Linked DNA regions of Homo sapiens: region 1 is linked to region 2. The links are chromatin contacts, found by Hi-C or POLR2A ChIA-PET in ENCODE. All regions are on one chromosome and are shown on one strand. Each heading gives the region's core, a stretch centred on a gene start or an enhancer-like site at or near the end of the contact. The rest is flanking DNA. Distances are from core to core; before and after follow the strand shown. Region 1 holds the start of ATG16L2 (autophagy related 16 like 2). Region 2 holds the start of XNDC1N (XRCC1 N-terminal domain containing 1, N-terminal like).

The links. A loop is a pair of places that touch in the nucleus more often than their neighbours do. ChIA-PET counts read pairs that join two places held with the same protein, here RNA polymerase II (POLR2A). Pooled maps may share reads with other maps.
Region 1: a loop to region 2 is called in a map of CD4-positive, alpha-beta T cell, with 6 times the contacts of the local background. The contact joins the promoter of ATG16L2 here to the promoter of XNDC1N in region 2. A Hi-C loop is called at or near these places in 1 of 168 maps with a recorded cell type or tissue (CD4-positive, alpha-beta T cell), 2 of 37 single-sample maps with no recorded cell type and 6 of 50 pooled maps. POLR2A ChIA-PET finds 5 or more read pairs at or near these places in 1 of 52 experiments (RWPE1).

The regions. Positions count from the first base shown.
Region 1 is chr11:72,811,840-72,816,019 of GRCh38, reverse strand. ATG16L2 (autophagy related 16 like 2) reads right to left here and starts at 1,609. Exons shown (of 18, transcript NM_033388.2): 1 at 1,457-1,609. The coding sequence starts at 1,574. It overlaps LOC107984421 (a long non-coding RNA gene), which reads left to right and starts at 1,953. Exons shown (of 3, transcript XR_007062771.1): 1 at 1,953-3,387. RefSeq lists enhancers at 837-986, 2,997-3,126, 3,287-3,346 and silencers at 1,517-1,966, 2,367-2,456.
Region 2 is chr11:71,926,086-71,930,397 of GRCh38, reverse strand. It overlaps XNDC1N (XRCC1 N-terminal domain containing 1, N-terminal like), which reads left to right and starts at 1,804. Exons shown (of 6, transcript NM_001375847.2): 1 at 1,804-2,033. RNF121 (ring finger protein 121) reads right to left here and starts at 1,352. Exons shown (of 9, transcript NM_018320.5): 1 at 1,274-1,352. The coding sequence starts at 1,336. XNDC1N-ZNF705EP-ALG1L9P (XNDC1N-ZNF705EP-ALG1L9P readthrough) reads left to right here and starts at 1,804. Exons shown (of 11, transcript NR_172895.1): 1 at 1,804-2,033. RefSeq lists an enhancer at 1,662-1,971.

The DNA of each region.
Region 1 (4,180 bases), core at 360-2,859, 890 kb before region 2:
GCAACAGAGCAAAGACTCCATCTCAAATAAATAAATAAATAAATAATCCCAACTTCCCCAGCCCTGGTGTAAGGTACCCCCAGGCCAGAATAGAAAGTCCTTGAGCAATTATCCAGCCGACATTCTGGAGGTTGGTGGTTTGACCCTGGAACACCCTCCCCCATCAACAGTCACTTCCTCTTTTCTCACCAGTTCCAGGGGAGGGTGGGGTGGTAAGTCCGGGCCTAGCTCCCTCCTCATCAACTTCCTTCCCACACTCAGTGCCCTGTCACCTTGACTGAGGCCCTGGGCCTGGCCTAGTTCTCATGAAAACCCCACCTCAGCCCCCAGGGTACTGCAGCACCCAGCAAACCTAAAGAAGGTCTCTATACCCAATTAACAAGTAAGAAGACTGAGGCTTAGCGATGTGATCTGCCCAAGGTTTCAAGACTGGCCCTTCAGTCTGATTTCAGCCCTCCAGATCTCTCTAGTCCCTCAGACTCACAGCTCCCTGGGTCGGGGCGGGGGGCAGGGGTTGGGGGGGCGGTGACCCCCTCCCTCAAACTGGACGGTTCCACTGTCTGTCTGAGCAGTGGAGAAGTGTGGCTGCTGGAGGTGGGGGCTGGCCTCGCAACCCTGAAGGTAGAGGACCAGCAGCCTGGAAGCTTGCAGAGAAATTTTCCTGGCTAAGAGCAGATTTGATTGTGGGGGTTTGGCCAAGATTAGCCCCAGTGAGAGAGCCGCAGGGATTGTGGTTAGACTTCCAACCACAGACATACAATCGCAGGCGGCCAGAGGTGCGACACACAGGCACACCTGTTCATCCCCTCTTGAAATGCCACACCCTATCCTGACCAGCTGCCCAGAAACAATTCTGAGAGTCCGACTTCGCTGGGCTCAGCCAGCATCCACCAGCAGCCCGGGGCCCCCTGATGCCCCCTCAGGCTGGGTAGGCTGACAGGGAGGTGTTCCATAAGCCTGTGCCAGCGTCGCCTGTCAGCGGCAGAGCCTGAGATGCACAGCCTCCTCCTTAGAGGTTCCGAGTGTCGCCCCTCTCCGGATGGGCCAATAAGTGGCTGCTCTGGACAAGTCCCGCGTTCTTTCACTGCGCTACCGAGACTAAGTGCACTGATCAAGCCCCTACCCCGGGGACTGCCCGGGTGGGGAGGCAAAAGAGACCCTGCAAAACCAACACCCGAGGACGCACTTGCGTCTCGGAAGCCCAGCTTGTGGGAGGCAGAGCCCGTCCTGAGGGGCGACGAGGGCAGGGGGACCAGGAGGGGCTCGTCCAGGTTCTAACCAGAGCCTGGATGGCAAGGGGCGGAGTCCTGGCAGTCGGGATGGGCGTAACGCACAGGCTCAAGGCATAAGGCACAGCGCACTCGGGTCACAGGCGGAGGAGCCAGCCAAACCCTCTCCCCGCGCCCGTAGCCGCGTCCCCTCAGCCGCCATCCTCTCAGCACCGGGGCGCACTCACAGGCCGGCACCAGCTCCAGGAAAAGCGCCTTTTGCGTACGGTCCCGAAGCCGCAGCTGCCGCACGATGTGGCGTTTCCAGCGCGCTGCGGGGGCACCGGGGACGCCCGGCCCCGCCATGGCCGCGCTCTCCCGCCTAGCGGCGCGTTCCTCCCGCCCAGGACGGCGCCAGGCCGGGGCGGGGCCTCGCGGGGACTCCGTGACGCCAGGGGGCGGGCGGCGGCGGGGAATCCCCGGCTTGTCCCAAGAGGGCTTTGGCGGGGAGGACCGAAGGCCGACGCCGGGAGGATCTGCCTCCGGGAGGAGCCGCCTCCGGGTCTGAACCGCCGGGGCCCCGTCCGAAATGTTCACCTAAGTGGGGGCTCCTGTGGCTGCGAGGGTCATAAGCAGGAGCGAGGTCGGAGCCTCCGGGGAGGCTTCCCCCACGCGGGTGGAGCGCTCCGGAGGCGGGGCCCTCAAGGCCCGGGTGTCTTAACCCCGCCGCGCCCGGGCCGAGTTCGAGAGCCGCTGGTGCTTCCCAGGCCGTCGCGCTCCTGGCCGCGCACCCAGCCAGGGACCCAGAGGCCCTCAGCCCCGGGCTCTGCGCGTACACTGAGGGCGCGGCGCAGCAGGACAGCAAGATAAGGAAGCAGAGACTGAAGGGAGGAATCCCCGCTTTCCGGGGATGATGGCGTTCGAGTTGGGTCTGTGAGGGATGAAATAGGAGTTGGCCAGAGGGAGAGAGGGACTCTAGGCCTCGAGAAGAGCACGTGCAGAGGTTCCGTGACACGAAAACGCCAGGTGGGTGCGGGGCTGGGAGGACAGGAGGCAGAAGGGTTTACGGCTCCACATGGTCGCCGAAATTTTAGGTCCCTGAGAGTAAAGGGGTGCAGCTGATTTCATCTAGAAAGCCCCTGGCCGGGAGGAGAGAACGAGCTTGCTTGCCTGGGGTTGCAAAGGAGTGGGTAGCTGAGACGGCCAGCACCCCAGCATCCTGACTCAGGGCCAGACGCTTCACCCCATTGGGCGGCGTCTGGAGGAGCAGACACATCTCTTGTGGGTACCCTCGAAAGTGAATCATGGGTCGCAGGGAACTGTGGTCAAACCGTCTCTAGCTAGATGCTAGAGAGCCAGCTCTGCAGGCTCAGGCTACTGTGAGACACGAAAGGAGGGACTCGCTGGGCACAGCCTCACCCTGGGGCATGCCAGCAGGCCCTGCCCTCTGAGTGTTGGCAGACTTGAACATCCCTAGGGAACGAGAGAAGTTGGGCAACGATGGGAGAGCAGTGCAGGCCCTGGAGGTGACGAGTCTGTTGAGATTCTGATGGGGATGGGTCAGAGGACGTAGAAAGCAGTGAAGGCCTAGACGCCCCCAGGTCAGTGTAGCCTGCTCTGCTTCCAGTGAGCTGGGCTCAGTCCCCCACATGTCATTGTCTTAGACGCCCATGGCCTTTGCACAGGCCGAGCCTGATGTTTGGAACATCGTCGCCTCTAGGGGGCCTGGCTCCTAATCATGCATCACCTCCTCCAGGAGAACTTTCCTGCCCCTACACTGAGTTCAAGCTTCTCAGACACCAGCCCCAGTTGAGTTCGAGTTATAACCGTCACCAGTTATCACACCATCCTGTAATCTGTGCGGTGCCCCTTAGGGCAGGACCTGGGTCCTAGATGTCTCTGTACCTCTAGCCCCAAACCAGGCCTGACCTGTCTCTTGAAGGAGTATTTGTGTTGAAGATGGGTGGTAACGTTCAGCAAAAGCCATGCCCAGGAGACAGGCACAGTACCCATGGAGACCCAGGGCCAGCTGATGACAGTGATGAATTCCCTTTAGAACTGGCGGACTCTTGGGTGCTTGGAGACACTATATAAATAAGGAACTCTGGCTGTGTGCATGGGAGAGTATATTAACAGGGCTTGGCCTGGCTGTGAGGTGCAGAGATGCCGTTTCTCTCAGGTAAGGAGCCATATTGGGGCAGGGGTTTCCTAATCCTTTTTTGACTCACAAAATACACCTAGGAAATGTTAAATAAATAGTCATTTTTGAGTAGTATATGATAAAGAAGTGATTGATTTTGACTAAAAATATTCATGTTCTATTTTTAGAATATGAAAGATTGTATTATAAAGATCACTTGAAATAAAATTTTAGATAATATATGGAGACAAATTTCTGCTTTTTACATTTAACTTGCTGTTTAATGTATCTCAAATTATTTATGTAAGAGATATATGATTTGACCAATAAATATAAAAAAATGTTATACCATAATCTGGGGACCTAAAGTACTTCACTTTTTTTGTTCTGTTTTGTTTTTGAGACAGGGTCTCTCTCTGTTGCCCAGGCTGGAGTGCAGTGGCCCAATCATGGCTCACTGCAGCCTCATCCTCCTGGGATTAAATGATTCTTCCACCTCAGTCTCCCGAGTAGCTGAGACTACAGGCACATGCCACTATCGCTGGTTTTGTTGTTGTTTTGTTTTGTTTTGTTTTTTGAGACAGAGTCTCTGTTACCCAGGCTGGAGTGCAGTGGCACAATCTCGGTTCATTGCAACCGCCTCCTCCCGGGTTCAAGCGATTCTCATGCATCCGCCTTCCGAATAGGTGGGATTACAGGCATGCGTCACCACACCCAGCTAATTTTTGTACTTTTAGTAGAGACAGGGTTTCACCATGTTGGCCAGGCTGATCTCCAGCTCCTGACCTCAAGTGATCCACCCGCCTCAAGCCTCCCAAAGTGCTGGGACTAC
Region 2 (4,312 bases), core at 555-3,054:
AGTCTTATTGCTTCCCAAGTCCACTTCTCCCTTTCTCTGAACCTCATCTTCAATCATCCCCAATCCTCCCCACTCTTCCCACACCCAACACACAGCAAGGGGCCTCTAAGATTCTGACCCCTCAGAGATCTCACTGGTTCTATCTCTGACAACCAATCCCCTTCCTCCTATTCCTGTGATGTCTTTGCCCATATGCTGGCATGTGCAAGATCACAAACACCACTAGCTATCAATGTCTCCATGGCTTCAGAATCTTTTCACCTCTGTCTCTGCTTCTCTGCCCTGTCCCTTCATTCCTTTCACACTCAACATCTCCTTCCTCCTAGTGATTCCTTCAAGGACCACTGGTATTTTAATACACCAGTCTTTAAATGCCTATTAGATAGGTAAAGGGAACATACAATCTCAAGGAGCTCACCTTCAAGGAACTCATAAATCCAGAAGAAGAGAGAGACACTTATTTATCGTTTAAAACTCAGCAACTCCGGGAAGCCTTCCCTATCCCAAGCTGAAATGTTGCACACTTCTCAGTGCCACCATTATATCTCTAATGCAATGACTAGTCTTCTTGTCTGTCTCCCACCACTAGACTGTGGGCTCTTCAACGGAGGGGCCCCTTGTCTCCCTAGCACCTGGCCCAGAACCCGGAGCAAAAGTCATAATGTTTATTAAGTGAATAAATGCATGAATTCCGGCATACAATCATTTATTCATCCACTTGTTCCTTCATTCGTTGGCCAAAACTTTACTGAGCATGCATTAGATACAAAGTCTTAGAATGGAACGATAAATAAAACAGTTCCAACTTTAAGATAACTCAAAGCTATACTACTAGTGGATTAGCACTCTTTCCCGGTCTGTGTCCCCAACCCCCACCCTAGGCTTAGACAGAGTCCTCTCCCACAGTAGAAGCCCAGCCTTCCCCTGAAGAAATTCACGTCCCTCCAACTCAAACTACCTCTTAGCCCTTCGGTCCTACCCTAAGACACCCAGCTAGTAATCACAAAATCTTAACACCCCCACCCCTCCGACCTCTCTCTCTGTCCTCCATCTTCACCCTTGAGGCTAATGCAAGTCTTCTACTCCCAAGGCCGCCTCGGAGTCCCCAAGTCAGGAGTGCCTCTGACTTCGCTCTCCACGCACCCGCCCCCTAGTCAGCTCCTTCCCTCTCAGGATCTTTCCCTTCTCTCCTAAGACCCCCACCTCCCGATACCTCACTGCCCCTCCCCTCAGTCTCAGGTTGAGTCTCTCCTCGTCTCTCAACTCCGCTTACCTCATCCAGCTCCCGTTCCCCAGCAGCACCACCTCCAACCTCCACCTCCACCACTGCCGCCATCTTCACGGCTCGCCCCCTCACCGCAGTCCCCGCGCGAGCCAGCTGCTTCCGCTGCTCAAGTGCTCCTAGCCAATCGGCGGCTCGGACTCCAGCAGAGGGGGCGGGGCATCAACACAGGCGGAGACTGTCAGGGATCAGGAGGTTATCTACTTGCTGCACGTTTCAGGGTCAAGGAGAGGGGAGTACCGTGCCCTTGCAAGCTTCAGCAAGGGAGCGTTCTTGGAAAATGAGAAATTTGAATCGCATTATTTTCAGTGCAACTATTTAACCAATTCTTCCCTTTGGAGAGCCAAATGGGAGCGTTCCAAAACGGGCAACTTTCGCGACGCTCCCTCAGTCTGGGCTCCAAGGAGCGAGACGTGGGGACTAGGAACTACGTTTCCCAAGCTGCACTGAGGCTGACCCGGAAGTTTAAATTCCGCTCCCTCCACGAAAGAGTTGTAGTGAGTGAAAATAAATATTAAAACACACGGAAATGTATTTTCCTGGCTGCAGCACCTGCCATCTTGCCTCGGTAGGACTCATTTTCAAAAACAGCAGCTTCTTGAAGCCCCAGAACGCATTCCTGTGCTACGGAAGACGGAAGAGTAGCTCTCGGGGTCAGAAGGCGAAGGTCAGAAGGCCGAATTGGCGGGAGAATAGGTTTGGTGGTCCGAGATCCGAGGCAACGGTGGCTCCTCGAGGTCCACGGTCCCGGGTGAGGGGCGTTGGGATTTGTTGATGGGGAGGGGAGTGGCCGAGAGGGAGGAGGGTGGCCATCAAGGAAATGAACTGAGCAGCCTGTTCCCGATGAGCTGTGAAAGCAGCGGTGCGGCTTGAGCTCCCGAAACTGAGAGCTGAAGAGCCTTGCGGGACCTCCAGGGCACCCACATTCCGCGTCTTACTTAGGCTGTCATGCCAGTTCACACACCTCGGCACACTTTTCTAACCCACATCCTGCGGCCCCAGCTTCTGCCTTACCCTCCTTTTTATACACCATTCACTGTCCCACCCCTACGTATACCTTCATAACTGATTTTTCAGCAGCCGGTGAACTCGATACCTTGCAAGCCTGTAGCCCCAGCTCACACGCCTCTGGGCGTCCGCCTGGATCTGTCTGGTGAATGGAACTAGGATGGCCTGTGAGCCCACAGAACGTCTAGAAAAGTCAGCTTTACATTGGGACCAACAGAAAATTACAGGGAATTATCTACATCATCCACAGGCATCCCATTTACTTAAAAATAATCATTTTTATTTTGTGACACTTAATACGGAGAATATTGTAAATACTGTACACCCATCACCCTAAATTGACTACTGGCATTATGATTTATTTGCTTATTTTTTAAAAGCTAGATAATACAATAAAAGTTAAACTTACCTGTTTTTTCTACTCTCAAGCCTATTACCCTCTCATCCTCTCCAGAAGCAACTATTATGAATTAGAATTAGCTTGTGTTCTCCCAGTCCATTTTTAATAATTATATGTAGCCATGACTATATAGTATTGTATTGTGTTTCATTTTGTTTTTTAATCTGAGTGCTTTTTTTTTTTCTTTGAAACGGTGTCTCGCTGTGTTACCAAGGCTGGAATGCACTGGTTCAATCTGGGCTCACTGCAGCCTCCGCCTACTGGGTTCAAACGATTCTCATGTCTCAGCCTCCCAAATAGCTGGGACTACGTACGCGCCACCACGCCTGGGGAAATTTCATATTTTTAGCAGAGATGGGGTCATGGCCATGGTCTCGAACTCCTGACCTTAAGTGATCCACCCGCCTCGGCCTCCCAAAGTGCTGGGATTACAGGTGTGAACCACTGTGCCCAGCCTGAGTGATACAGGGTCCGGCTCTGTCGCCCAGGCTGGAGTGCAGTGGCGTGATAACTGCTCACTGTAGTCTCATCTCCCAGGCTCAAGCAATTCTCCCACCTCAACCTTGTGAGTACCTGGGACTATAGGCATGTGCCACCACACCTGGCTAATTTTTAAAAATATTTTGTGGAGATGGGGTCCCACTATGTTGCTGGTCTTGAACTCCTGGGTTCAAGCAATCCTCCTGAGCCTCCGCCTCCCAAAGTGTTGAGATTACAGGCGTGAGCCACTGTACCCAGCCTTTTAGGTATAATTATTTGTCTTTTATTTTATTTTATTTTATTTTATTTTATTTTATTTCATTTTTTGAGACAGAATCTCACTTTGTCACCCAGGCTGGAGTACAGAGGGGTGATCTTGGCTCACTGCAACCTTTGCCTCCCGGGTTCAAGTGATTCTCCTGCCTCAGCCTCCTCAGTAGCTGGGATTACAGGCATGTGCCACCACACCCAGCTAATTTTTGTATTTTGAGTAGAGACAGGGTTTCACCATGTTGGCCAGGCTGGTCTCAAACTCCTGACCTCAAGTGATCCACCCACGTCAACCTCCCAAAATGCTGGGATTACAGGTGTGAGCCACCACGCCCAGCCTAGGTATAATTTTTTAGATACGTTGTGAGGTAGGGATCTACTTTTATTTTTCTTCACATTGTCAACCAATTTCCTGAACATCATTTATTACTTTATTGTTTCTGACAGAATCATGATGCTGCTCTGAAGTGTGGGAGATCATGAACATGACAAAAATCCACATCCTCAAAGAGCTTGCTACTTAGTGAGAAGGCATACAGGGTAAACGAGTAATTACCAAAAAATGGCAGCAACAGTTTTTGTAAGGGAAGGAGTTCTCAAAGAACTTAATCTTGTGAGAACTACAAGCAGTTTGATTGTCAGGATTGCCAAACCAAGAGTGTTTATTTATTTATGTATTTATTTATTTTTGAGACAGGGTTTCACTGTCTCCCAGGCTGGAGTGTGATGGTGCAATCTCAGCTCACTGCAACCTCTGCCTCCCAAGCTCAAGCAATCCTCCTGCCTCAGCCTCCTGAGTAGCTTGGACTCCAGGCACACGCCACCACATTTGGCTAATTTTTTTTTTTTTCAGAGATGGGATTTCGCCATGT